3 separate regions of the Mus musculus genome follow, and regions 1 and 3 are each linked to region 2. Evidence: chromatin contacts called from ENCODE Hi-C or POLR2A ChIA-PET data. All regions are on one chromosome and are shown on one strand. The core of a region is the stretch at or near the end of the contact, and the rest is flanking DNA. Distances in the headings are between cores, read along the strand shown. Region 1 overlaps Rnf130 (ring finger protein 130). Region 2 holds the start of Tbc1d9b (TBC1 domain family, member 9B). Region 3 holds the start of Mrnip (MRN complex interacting protein).

The links. A loop is a pair of places that touch in the nucleus more often than their neighbours do. ChIA-PET counts read pairs that join two places held with the same protein, here RNA polymerase II (POLR2A).
Region 1: a map of T-helper 17 cell shows a loop between it and region 2 (1.9-fold over the local background). The contact joins the enhancer-like site here to the promoter of Tbc1d9b in region 2. A Hi-C loop is called at or near these places in 2 of 37 maps with a recorded cell type or tissue (T-helper 17 cell and heart). POLR2A ChIA-PET finds 5 or more read pairs at or near these places in 1 of 5 experiments (Patski).
Region 3: a map of gastrocnemius shows a loop between it and region 2 (5-fold over the local background). The contact joins the promoter of Mrnip here to the promoter of Tbc1d9b in region 2. A Hi-C loop is called at or near these places in 1 of 37 maps with a recorded cell type or tissue (gastrocnemius). POLR2A ChIA-PET finds 5 or more read pairs at or near these places in 2 of 5 experiments (Patski and embryonic stem cell).

The regions. Positions count from the first base shown.
Region 1 is chr11:50,083,401-50,087,494 of GRCm38, forward strand. Rnf130 (ring finger protein 130) reads left to right here. Exons shown (of 9, transcript NM_021540.4): 4 at 2,341-2,412; 5 at 3,979-4,061. Among named protein-coding and RNA genes, the nearest start is that of Mir340, 16 kb to the left of the region's middle. Within about 2 kb of position 2,086, at least 1 of the 3 ENCODE cell types and tissues checked has a DNase peak (open chromatin) inside an H3K27ac peak, as active enhancers do.
Region 2 is chr11:50,129,248-50,133,350 of GRCm38, forward strand. It overlaps Tbc1d9b (TBC1 domain family, member 9B), which reads left to right and starts at 2,113. Exons shown (of 22, transcript NM_001290760.1): 1 at 2,113-2,309. The coding sequence starts at 2,192.
Region 3 is chr11:50,173,599-50,178,008 of GRCm38, forward strand. Mrnip (MRN complex interacting protein) reads left to right here and starts at 1,253. Exons shown (of 7, transcript NM_026543.3): 1 at 1,253-1,353; 2 at 3,229-3,288. The coding sequence starts at 1,288.

The DNA.
Region 1 (4,094 bases), core at 836-3,335, 46 kb before region 2:
GTTGACAACCAGAAATAGCCATCACACTGGAGATCAAAGTTATTCTTAATAAAGCAGTCACTTAAACAAGAAGATGTAACAATCTTAAATGCTTAGTAACCAAGATTTACAAATGGGAGGGAGAAGTGCTGACCTGCACTGGGGGAAGACCCCAGAGGCTTCTCAGTGACTGAAGGACAGACAGCCAAAGAGCAGCCAATTACATGCCAAGTACTTACATGCCAGCAAATTCAGCCTGGTTCACATTCGTAGAGAACTCCATCCAACAAAAGCAGAATAAACATTTTAGGCCATAAAACCAAAGAGTCAATTTACACAGAATGTGTTCACTGAGTGCTTGAAATTAAATGAATCGATAACTGGAATCTCAGGAACCGTCAAATATGTGAAAATTAACCCGTGGTCTTGGGAAATCAAAAGAGAAAATGAAGGGCAGTCCTGAAAATTAAAGCAGTGCATGAAAATATACTAAGTTTTGTCCATGGTTTTTTTTGTTTTGTTTTGTTTTAAAGATTTATTTACTTATTATATGTAAGTACACTGTAGCTGTCTTCAGACACTCCAGAAGAGGGTATCAGATTTCATTAGGAATGGTTGTGAGTCACCATGTGGTTGCTGGGATTTGAACTCGGGACCTTCGGAAGAGCAGTCAGCACTCTTAACCACTGAGGTATCTCGCCAGCCCGTGTCCATGGGTTTTCAATGTGTTTTTAAATGAATATCAGATGTGACCCTTTTATGTATACAGTTTAAGCCCATTATAACTCTAAAAGGACTGCTTTTATTTTTCAAGTATGATAGATGAGACTTGGGTCAAAAGAAACTTGAAAAACATAGCAGCTAAATACTATTTAGACTATATCCTGATCATATAAGCCAACTATCAAAAGACATTCTGGGGACTTAAGAAAATGGTTTGACAATTAAGAGTACTTGCTGCTCCTCACAACCTCCTGCAACTCTGTTGAACTTGGTTCTGGTCTCAGAAAGCATAGACACCCAGCATACATTCACACAGACACACAGACACATATATAAATAAAAAAATAAAGTAAATCTTAAAAGCATTTTAAAGAGAAGATATTCTGTAGACATTTGAAGCATATAGTTTCAGTAGGAGACAGTATTGATGAAGGGTTGTTAATTATAAAGTAGGACAGTACCATCAAACAAAAGCCCCTGTCAGAGATGCATAATGAAACCCAGATGATGAAATGACAAGTTGATATAAGACACTTTGAAATTCTTAAAATACAGGGGGATTGTTATATGAACTTACAAGTGAAATATTGATAGTTAAACCACTCTGATAGATATGAAAATGTTCATTAGATTATTTTATTTTGTATTTTACTCTCATGCTCTCCTGTTTTTGTTTTCTTTGTCAATCCTTACAAAACAGTGTGAGGTCTCCCTTGGTTTTCTTTCCCCTCCCCATTCCTTCAGGGGTTTTGGTTTTGTTTTTTTGTTTTTGTTTTTGTTTTTTTAATGTGCCTCTGCTCAGTTTAAAATACAGTTGTATTTAGAGTGGCTGTCTGAGACAGTTCCAGTTTGTATCTCATCCTGTGTGAACTCAGACTCCCAAAACATTCTGATTCTCCTGTCCCTTGGTCCTTACTAACTTCCCCTGTCCTCGTTTTCCAAGCCTTAGCTCTGGCATCCCTTCCTCAAAGCCTTCGGGGCATGCTTTCCTGTTCCTGACCCGTCTCCCACCACCACATGAGGCGTAGTCTTTGGTCATTTCCTAAGTTCGGGTGGCTTCTTAAGGCTGCAGATTGACTGTCATGTTGTCCTTGGGTTGTTGTTGCTCTTTGTGTCTGTCAATGTTGGATAAGTACAATTTTAGAAAGTATCTTGAGTTAAACCTAGCATTCACCCTTTGCTAAGATCACAGAGTATATTGTGAACTGAGCCAGAAGTAGACTTGATGCCGTGTCTGTCTCCAGTGCAGTAGTGATGACTTAGTGGGGATTTGGAGGTTTCTTTTGCTGTTCGAGTACTCTGGGAAAGCCTCAGGGCGAGAATGAGAGCCCTAAGGGACCCTAGTAACATGGCCTCACACAGTAGACAGACAGAAGGAGCTATGCTCAGATTCCTCTCACCAAATGCACTTTTTATTCAACTAGAATGCAAAATCGATGGTATAGCTGCCAGTTTTCTGAATTTTTACAGCTTTTTCAGAAGGCACTTACATAACATGGCAGAAGTGGTCTAGAATAATAGATGCCATACCTTTAATTATTTAAATTAAAGATCGTGTACTACTTCAGCATCACATACTAAAATGAGGGCTATTCAGAGATCTTCCATTTAATGTCTTTTTATTTTTCATTTTCTTAGCGTCGTCTTGGAGACGCAGCCAAGAAAGCCATCAGTAAATTGACAACTAGAACGGTGAAAAAGGGCGATAAGGTACAGTAATGAAATTACTTTCCTCTTGGAAGTCTCACTCCCGCTTTGCCCGTCTGGAAAGCCTTCGGGCAGTCTCTCGGCTGCCTGCGCTTGAGGAGGTCCTCTGATGTTTTCTGCTGGTAAAGCCTAGCGCACGTCTTCCAAGACTCCTAATGAGACAAATTGCACATAAGTAGCCAACAGAGGTACATTCTCTCCTGCTTCTTAAGACGGCCACATCTGATTTGGGGTTTGTTTCTTCCCAGCTAAATGAAGACTTTAAAACCTTCATTTCTAGGGTGTCTCAGTTAACAAGGATTAGAAAGAACATTTTGTCTGTGTTGAACCTAAAGCTTAAGGGGACCAAGTCAAAGAGATGATAACAAATAATCGCTGAAGCCTTTCATCAACATTTCTGTCAGAGCTCAAATCCCAAATCGCATCTTAGTGTTAGTTTCTACATTCAGTATATTCAAACTTGCCATGAATTAAAAAAAGAAAGAAAGAAAGCTCTAAAGGCAAAAACCCAGACTCTGCCATCCCACGCCCTGTGCTGATATTTTAGCAGAGAGCTCTGGTAGGAGGATTTTGTGTGATTCTCTATTTTCTTTGTTTTGACACATTCTCTTTTTTTACTATTTTTATTCCCATGCCTTTGAATACTGGAGCCTGTTGTCTTCAAACAGCTCCAGAGGCAGAAACATTCTCACTGGGTGTCATTGCACACTGGGAGGGAAAAGACACTTGCAGAAAATAGAGGCTGCATCAAGACAGCTGCATTTAACCTAGACCAGTCCCTGGTAAAAACGCTTTCATGGCTTGGCCAGCTGCTATTAATTCGATATTTCCTGGATTTGGTACAGCCTACTGTATCATTTTCTTCCTATCAAATAATCTTTCCTGTGATTATTAAAACTAATACATTTTTGTGCCCCTCCATTTGCCAATGGTTGACCATATGGCCATGGCTTAGGTTATTGGCATACTTTGTCTTAAGACAACTCTAGTGGAACTCTGCTCAGGCCAGAGAATGAAGGAAGTTAATTAACCTGGTGACCAAACAACTGGCTGGCTTTTCCTGATTCTTGATAAATACCCATGATTGAGTTAAACTACTAACTGCCCCAAGTCTGTGGCCAGAGTGTAATTCTTATACCTGAGTCAGGACTGTAACATAGGAGTCTACTCAACACTCCACATCATTTGTAACAGCTTTTGGAATTGATCGGCTACATGAGCATCTTGATGAGGACCTAGATTTTTTTTTTTTTTTAGATTGTAACAGTGGAACCTAGTGAGAGTAGGTAGTTATAGAAGAAATGGGGTACACACATGATAATCCAAGATGATCCATTATGAACTATGGAAAAATTAGAGCTCCGGCTTAATGTAAGACACATCATAGAGTCAGTATGAATTATATGATTGGCTCATATGTAATTTGGATCAACATCCTTAAGCAAATGAAAACTTGTATTTTTAGTTCCTTTCCCTTTATAGCCACCTGCTCATGGTAGAGTGTTCTTAGCTGGGCTGTCTGTAGCTCTTGTGTGTCCATGTTCCTCAGCTCTTGTACTTTTGTTTCAGGAAACAGACCCAGACTTCGATCACTGTGCAGTCTGCATAGAAAGCTATAAGCAGAATGATGTTGTTCGGGTTCTCCCCTGCAAGTATGTCGGCTTTCTTTGTTTGAAAGGAATGGT
Region 2 (4,103 bases), core at 863-3,362:
ATCAATCAAGTGAATTTTATAAAATAAATTCACACAAAATAAAAAGAAAAAAGACATAGGCTTAGCACAGACTGAGTGCTCAATAAATATTATTTTCCTTATAAAAACTGGTCCTTACAGATTGTTCTCTGGGTCGGCTGCAGCACCTAGGAGTGTGGTAGATATGCAAAGACATAGGCAATGCCAACAGTCTATGTGTCAGCCTCAGATGTCCGAGGTCCAGCCATGTCTTAGCACCTCAGTGGCTGATATCTTATGGCTGGATGTTGCATGGAGGGATATGCCACTACTGTTACCATCAGCTGATGGACACGTCAGTCTCTTGACTCTTGAGTACACTAAAGTACACTCAAATTTGAAATAAGGATAGACGATCCTTTATTGCGCTCCAAGGTGGAACAAATACTTGCAGTTCTTAAATTACATTTATTTAGTTAATTATTATTTTATTTTACTTAGAAGTCAAAGGAACTTGCAGGAGCTGTTTTTCTCCTACCATGTGGGCTCTGAGATCAAAGTCAGGCATCTCACTGGTTCTCAGGTACTTCCAAATGCTTTTTATAAAATTATTATCATTCTTCCAAATTAAATTTTTTGTAGATTTCTATCTATCCATCCATCTATCTATCCATCCATCCATCCATCCATCCATCCATCTATCCATCCATCCATCCATCCATCTATCTATCTATCTATCTATCTATCTATCCATCCATCTCTCTCTATCTATCTATCTCTGTCTCTATCTCTGTGTATATGTGTGTGTGCATCCATGAGTGAATGCTATTGCTGTTAATTTCAGCAGCCAGAAGAGAGTATCAGATCCCCTGGAGCTGTAACCCCCCCCCCCCCAATCTCCATCTTTTGCTGAGCCATCCCTCAGTCCACTACTTCTAAATTATTTTTGGTCTAGAACTTGCTAGGTAAACCATGCTGGTCTCAACTTCACAGAGATATACCTGCCTCTGCCTCCCAAGTCCTGGGGTAAAGGTGTCTACCACCATGCCTGGCTTACTTCCGAAATCTTGAGGGTAGACTTCTCCAGAGAGCACAGCAGCATTCGTCTGCGCGTCCAAAGTCCTCATTGAGGACTTACTATCAGGACACATTAATACAATGGGCTGAGAATCCAGTATCTGAGAGATGATGAGTTTAGTTATGTTTCATACATGGATATCATACTCACTCCCTCATGGAGTAAGATGATGGACAGCCAGACTGACTGGTTGCTGTGTACTCTGTCAGGATAACCGGAGTATATTGTACTTCAAAGTTGTAAGGAAAGCCATGTCTTGAAAGCTGAGTCACAAGCCGCGTTTCAGAAGGTTGTGGCTCACTCTGGCTGTCACCCATTACATCTGCTCAAACCTCCCAGAATGAATTTATCTCTCCTTCCTTTTACCCTCCTGCCATGTCCAGGTGACATGGGGACAGCTCATACAGCTGTCTCCCTAGCCTTTACCAAAATAAATATGGTCCGCCCCTTTTGTCCAGGCGGAGTCATTTGCACCTTTGAGTCAGAAACTATCTTGTTCCTAATTGTTTAACCGGGCTCTAGTTCACAGAGCCCGCAGTAGCTAGTTTTGCTTCATGGTTCAGTGGCAGAAGCCCTGGGCTGGGATCTGAAGGTGAATTTGTACTGTCAGAGACTGCCGCCTTCAGGCCAGGAGAGGTAAGAGCAGGGCACTGCGCCCCTAGATCATACTGCTGTACGCTTATGAAAAAAATTAAGTGCTCATCTGTGACCTCAGCCTCAAGGCCACCCCAATCCATCTGTCAGATGGGGTGAGCGCACTTATTTCAAAGGGCACCAGCTGCGCTTCCTGACAACTGGGCTCTTGAGGATCCCAACCTTAGACTTGAGTCAAAATCCCGAGGCTGACCAGGCGCTGCTGTACCCTTCTCCAGACGCTTTTTGCCACATTAACTCGCCTGGGCTGCACAGTAGGCAGAGAGCATGCGATCCCCTCCAAACTGGACAGCGGCAGCAGGGCTGGAGGGGACTGCCAGGCCAGGAGAGGTCGAGGAGGGCGACGCTGTGAGCCAGCGCGGCCGCTAGGGGGAGCCAACCTTCGGGCCGACGTCTCGACCCCGCCCCAGCCTCTCGGCTCCTCTCGGCTCGGCTCGGGCGCGGCGACGGCGGCGCGCGCTTCCGCCTCACGGGCTCTGGCCCGGTGCGAGCGGCCGCGGGATGTGGCTCGGGCCCGAGGAGGTGCTGGTGGCTAACGCGCTATGGGTGACGGAGCGGGCCAACCCCTTCTTCGTGCTGCAGCGGCGCCGAGGCCACGGCAAGGGCGGAGGCCTCACGGGTGAGCGGGGCGCGGGCGGCCGGGCCTGTGCGCACCGGGCCTGGCGGGGCAGCAGGACGCGACCCGCGGGCACGCGCAGCGGCACAGGGGGGTCGGAAGGCGGGTGGGGAGGACGATCCCGGGACAGGCAGCAGGGGAAGGACACCAGTGGCCTCCGCCGGGACGTGTGCACAGTCCTGTAAAGTCACATAGCAACCAGAAGCCAGCAGGGTTCCCCAGCTCGCCCTCTGCCTCAGTTTCTCCAGCTGCCTCTGAGGGACCAAGTGGCATAAGCACACGTTTCCTTTTGCCCTCTTTACTCCTAGTTCACTGAAGAGTTGCCTCTTGGCGAAGACCAAAGATGCCCTGACCTCCCCTTCCTCCGGTCTCTCCTCACTTGATGCCGTCAGAGCTCCCAATTCAAAGCTTGTTTTTGCATATTTATCGGTATATATGAAGTGTCCCTCAGAGCTACCCCGGGTGCCTCTCGGGTATCTGAGCACTACCACTCACACAGAAGCAGCTGGAGTGGGAGCCTCTGACTTTGTGTGACATGTGGCATTGTGGGAATCTATTCAGCAGGACTTGTTGGAAGCCCCGTGTGTCCCAGGGCTTGTCAAGTACTCCAGATCCGGCCCTGCAGCAGACCCCTGTACGTGGACCCTTCTGGGTGCCAGATCTTTCAATATGGAAAGTGAATTTTCTGTGAATGCCCTGGTTTTGCAGGGTGGCAGCTGACAGTCCTGCAGATGCAGTTGGTGGCCTCACCTAGGTGACATCAGCTGCCAGCATCTCATGAGCTACACTTCTTAATGTGGAAGGGACTGTACCTTTTCCAAGAAAACTCAATGTTCCCTTCCACAATCAGGCTCCTTCCCGGAGGGCCAAGAGATGACTGGAGTTGATGCTAGGCCTGGCTCCAGGACCCAATGTTTATTGAGAGTTAGGTAGCAGCCCTCTTGAACAGCCCAGTGATCAACCTTGGAAGCTACCATAAGGCCACTGAGGAACACAGGGCACCGTGGGACAAGTCCCTTTTGTTCTAGCATTCATCTGTGTCCAACCGCCTCCCGCCTCTCAAGGCTGAGCGTCCAGACTACGGTGCCAGCCATTCTGTGAATTCCAAATCACATTGAGCCAGGTTTGTGCAGCCTGCCATGGCCATTGGGCCATCACAGCCTCCTGAGCACTGTATACCTAAGAGATTCATCAGGAACGCAGGTTCCTTCGAGCCTCTTTTCAAAACTGACCAGCCTGGCCTGGAGAAGTGGGCTCAAGGGCTGCAAAACCAAGGTTCAAATCCCAGCACCCATATGGTGGCTCACAACCATCTGTAACTTTGGTTATAGAGAACCCAATACCCTCTTCAGGCATCCATGGCCACCAGACACAAACATGTGCACAGATATACATGTAAACACATAATGATCTGGGCAGTGGTAGCTCATGCCTTTACTCTCAGCACTTGGGAGGCAGAGGCAGGCAGATTTCTTGAGTTCGAGGCCAGCCTGGTCTACAGAGTGAGTTCCAGGACAGCCAGGGCTATACAGAGAAACCCTGTCTCGAAAAAAAAAAAAAATGAATTAAGTCAGCCGTGGTGGTGCTTGGGAGGCAGAGGCAAGTGGATCTCTTGAGTTTGAGGCCAGTCTGGTCTATAGAGTGAGTCCAGGACAGCCAGGGCTACACAGAGAAATCCTCTGTCTTGAAAAAAAACAAAAAGGCCGGGCATGGTGGCACACGCCTTTAATCCCAGCACTCGGGAGGCAGAGGCAGGCGGATTTCTGAGTTCGAGGCCAGCCTGGTCTACAAAGTGAG
Region 3 (4,410 bases), core at 3-2,502, 43 kb after region 2:
AGCATGCCTTTAATCTCAGCACTTAGGTGGCCAGAATTAGGCAGGTTTCTGTGGGTTTGAGGCCAGCCTGGTCTACAGAGGGAAGGAATTCTAGAATAGCCAGGGCTACACAGAGAGGGAAGAAAAATAAAAAGAAGAAAGAAAAGAAGCCAGCCTGGGGGTATGCCTTAATCTCAGGTTTCAGGGGGAAGAGACAGGACTCTAGTGACTTAACCACTGAGCTCTAGAATGACTTTGTTTATTTTTGAAATATTTACTAATTTTATAAGTATGAATGTTTGCCGGCATGTATGTATATTTACCATGTTCATGCCTAGCACCCACAGAGTTACAGATACTCGTGAGCTGCCATGTAGGTGCTAGGAGCTGAATATGGGTCCTCTGCAGGAGCAGTTAAAGCCAGCGAGCTACAGCTACATAGTAAGATCCAGTCTCAAAAAATATATAAAAAATAAAAAATATAAAAAGTATAAAAAATATACTTTCCAGACCCATCCATTTTCCTACAATGTTGTATCCCAAACTAGCCTCAGACTCTGGAGGGAAAGAGGACCTTTTTTGTTTTGTTTTGTTTGTTTTGTTTTTGTTTTGTTTTTTTGTTTTTGTTTTGTTTTTGTTTGTTTGTTTTTTGAGACAGGGTTTCTCTGTGTAGCCCTGGCTGTCCTGGAACTCACTTTGTAGACCAGGCTGGTCTTGAACTCAGAAGTGCGCCTGCCTCTGCCTCCCAAGTGCTGGGATTAAAGACGTGCGCCACCACCGCCCGGCGATAAAGGACCTTTAATTTGACGTTTTCCTGCCTCCGTCTTGTAAATGCTGAGATCACAGTCACACGACAGTTTTAATTCAAAACCAAGATAGTTTATAATGTCAGCCATGCAAAGATGTCCTGGCTGTAGAAAAGCACCGTCCCTGCTCCGAGTCAGAGAGCCAAAGGCGATGGACCAAACACGTAGGAACACCAGCTCGGGTTGTGTTGTTGTTGTTTTGATTTGATTTGATTTGATTTGACTTGATTTGGTTTGTTTTGATTTGATTTGTTTTTTATGCTTGTCAGGGGATGGAGGCGGGGTTGGGAGGCCGGAGAGGCGAACAGTGACCACCGAGACAGTGGGCTAGAGCGGCTCAAGAGCTCTCAGGGGCGGGGCCGACTCAGTCAGAGAAGAACGGAGAGACGCACCAGGGCATGCGAGGTGGAGCTGAGCCTAGAGGGGCCGGAACCAGCGCAGGTTGGGCGGAGCCTGGGCGGGATTGCAGAGCCCGAGCTCACGGCGGGAGAGTGAGTCCTGAATGGCGCCGGCTCAGCAGTCTCGGGTTCTACGGTGCTGCAGCTGCCACATCTTTCAGGCGCATCAGGTGGGGTGGGCGTCTGCCTCACCCTCTTTCCTAGCAGGACGGTGGGCGAGATATGGAGGGCCGCGTCTCATATGGCCATGGGAAATGACAGTGACGAGGCTGAAGGCTGTGCTTCGTTGCTGTCACTTCACAACACGCCTCTGCCATTTTGTTTGTGTTTATCTGTTGTTGCTGCTGAGGGTTCTGCTCAGAGCTGTGGGCGCGCTCTTCCACTGAGCTACCACCCAGCCCAGTGTATGTCGGTTTTTTGCATGATCGTTGTAGAATCCACAGTAGTTGTTTCTTCTGAGGCGGCTTCCATTGGATACTAGCAAAATGGTCAGGAATCCAGGTTGAGGAGTAGCGTCCTCTACGCAGAACCTAGCCCATCATTACACTCAGTGTCTCTTCTCAGTTTTATTACAGTGAATGGTGAGCTTTAAAAGCCCTAGGGTTGGGTGTTCGCCTAACATTCCCACAGCCCAAAAATGGGATTAGGCATGGCAATGAATGAAGGTAGGAGGGCTTAGCGAGTTTGAGGCCAACCAGGGTTATCCGAGACCCTGTTTCAAAACAAGCAAAACTGAATAATGTATAAGCAGTTTGGACTCCATTTTGACATTCCCCTTGGTGGGCCCGGATGTCACTTGGTGCCTCTACCTGCAGCCTTATCTTCGTGGTAATAGTTACCTCCATGCTCATTAGAGCCAGCACAACCCATAAATGGTTAAAGGGGATAGTGGTCGGTGTTTGTTTGAGAGGCTTTGTTTCATACGTCAAGTTGGCTCCAGGCTCTAGATCCTCCTGCCTCAACCTTATTAGTTAACTTCTGAGCTGATCCCCAACCCAAATCTTAGTCTTGGTGGTAGTGGTTTTATTGTTTTAGGGGGTGGAATTTGGTTTGGTTTTGAGGGTGTTGCCAAGACATAATTTCAATATTTACTTTAGATTGACCTCTAATTCCTAATCCCTGGCCTCAGCTTCCTGAATATCTAGAGTATATATCTCTAATGCCACGTCAGTCCCAGGAGACTTACGAATCAGCCTAGATCTCTTTGTATAGTTAAGCATAATCTTTCATGACATTTCTTCAAGGAGCTTTTGTATCTATATAAAAAAATTATTTTTATGTGTATGGTTTGCCTTGCATGTATGTCTGCACCCCATAAAATGTGGTACCCACAGAAGCCAGAAGAGGGTCTTAGATCTCCTGGAGTTAGAGGGACAGACAGTTGTGAGCTGCCACATTGGTGCTAGGAACAGAACTTAGGTCCTTTACAAGGGCAGCCAATTCTCTTAACTGATGAACTGTATCTCCAATGTACTAGCTGCCACAGAGGCATATCTCCAGCTCTGGAATTCCTGCCCCACTCTGTGCTCGCATGCGCATGTAGTGTGTGTGTCTGTGTGTCTGTCTGTCTGTCTGTGTGTCTGTTATATGCATGCTTGTATGCAGATAAGCACATGGAGGCCAGAAAGGAACATTAGTTCTGCTGTCTTTCCACCTTATTTCTCTGGAACAGGGTCTATCACTGAACCTGGAGCTAGGCTGGCAGCCAGCAGTCCCCATTGACCCCATTCCCACCTCCGACAGTCCTGTGAACACAGGCTCACGTGGCTACGGAGATCTGACCTCAGGCCCTCATGCTTGCTCAGCAAATAAACTTTTACCCATTGACATTCCTTTTTTGGACCCTGGGATGGCAAAACTCCAACTGGATGTTTGTTGTTTCATACAAATGGCCAATCTTCCCAGCACCTACCTATTAAATAGTACAGTCCTTCCTCACCTAAAATGCTACTTTCAGGGCTGGGGGTATAGCTAAGTTATTTCTGATTCACATCTACCTGTCATATGAAGTTGTTTGAGCTATAATTTCCAATATTTCATTGTAGGTGAAGAAGAGTCTCAAATGGACATGCAAGGCTTGTGGAGAGAAGCAGTCATTTGTTCGGGTAAGTACTGAGAAAAAAACTAAAGAGCCCAACCTCTCTTCCTACAGCCAGGATCCTTTTCTCTCACAGTTCACCTTTGAGAGCTGCTGCACCCTGGGTTCCTTCCTCCTGCATCGTCAGTGGGTGGAGCAGTGACTACACAGGGTCTGTCCTTCACTCCTTCGTTCAGCAAGGGTTTCTTCAGTAGCTTCTGCATGCCGGGCACAGGGAGACAATAGGAAGTAGGAACACTGTAACCTTGGGGCTTACAGATGTGCTTCTGTGGAAGGGTAAATAATTCACATGGGTGCACACACACATGTACATCCATCATTCAAAACGAGATGAGCATCTTGAAAACACGGGGGAGTGCAGAAGGGAGCAGGGCTGCCTGGAGAGCTTTGTCGGTGCTTAGGAATGCTTGCTGCTCTTGCAGAGGACCAGAGCGTGTTTCTCAGCATCCGCCCACACTGGGCAGTATGCAACCATCTGTAGTGACAGAATGCCAAACCTAACTAGGGGTGGGCAGCAGTGTGGTGGTAGAGGCTGAGGTGAGGGGTATGGGAGGGAGCAACCTCAGAAGTAGAGGCACGTGGGAGCACTTTACTTTTCTGTGGCCAGCAGCACATTTCTTCAACTCACTACATACTGAGCGACTAAGGAATTTGATAGCGCACACTGCCCAAGTCTCACCCTGTCCTGGCTCCTTCCCTTGCCTGCTCCTCCCTAATACTGCACTCCTCATCTCCCATCGCTCCCTCCAGCAGCCATAGGGACTTTCTGACCTTGAAACAAATCCTCTCCTCCTAGGAACCTTTGCTCATTGTTGGGGCTCAAGTCAGTTTCCTGGTGGAAGCTGAATGTTCCTGTGGGTACTGTCCAGCCCACACTGAGAGTTCCGTGGGAATAAGAGCTTTCCTTGTCTTATGTACTGAGGGGCCTTCAGTGCAAGATTCAAGATCATTCCCAGCTACATAGAAAGTTTCAGGTTAGCCTGGACTACATGAGACCTTGTTTCAATAAAAGGGAAAAAAATGTTTTGTTGTTGTTGTTTTAGAATTACTTCAGCAGAGTTAAAATGATTGGATCTCTGTGAGTTTGAGGCCAGCCTGGACTACTGAGTGAGTTCCAGACAGACAGCAA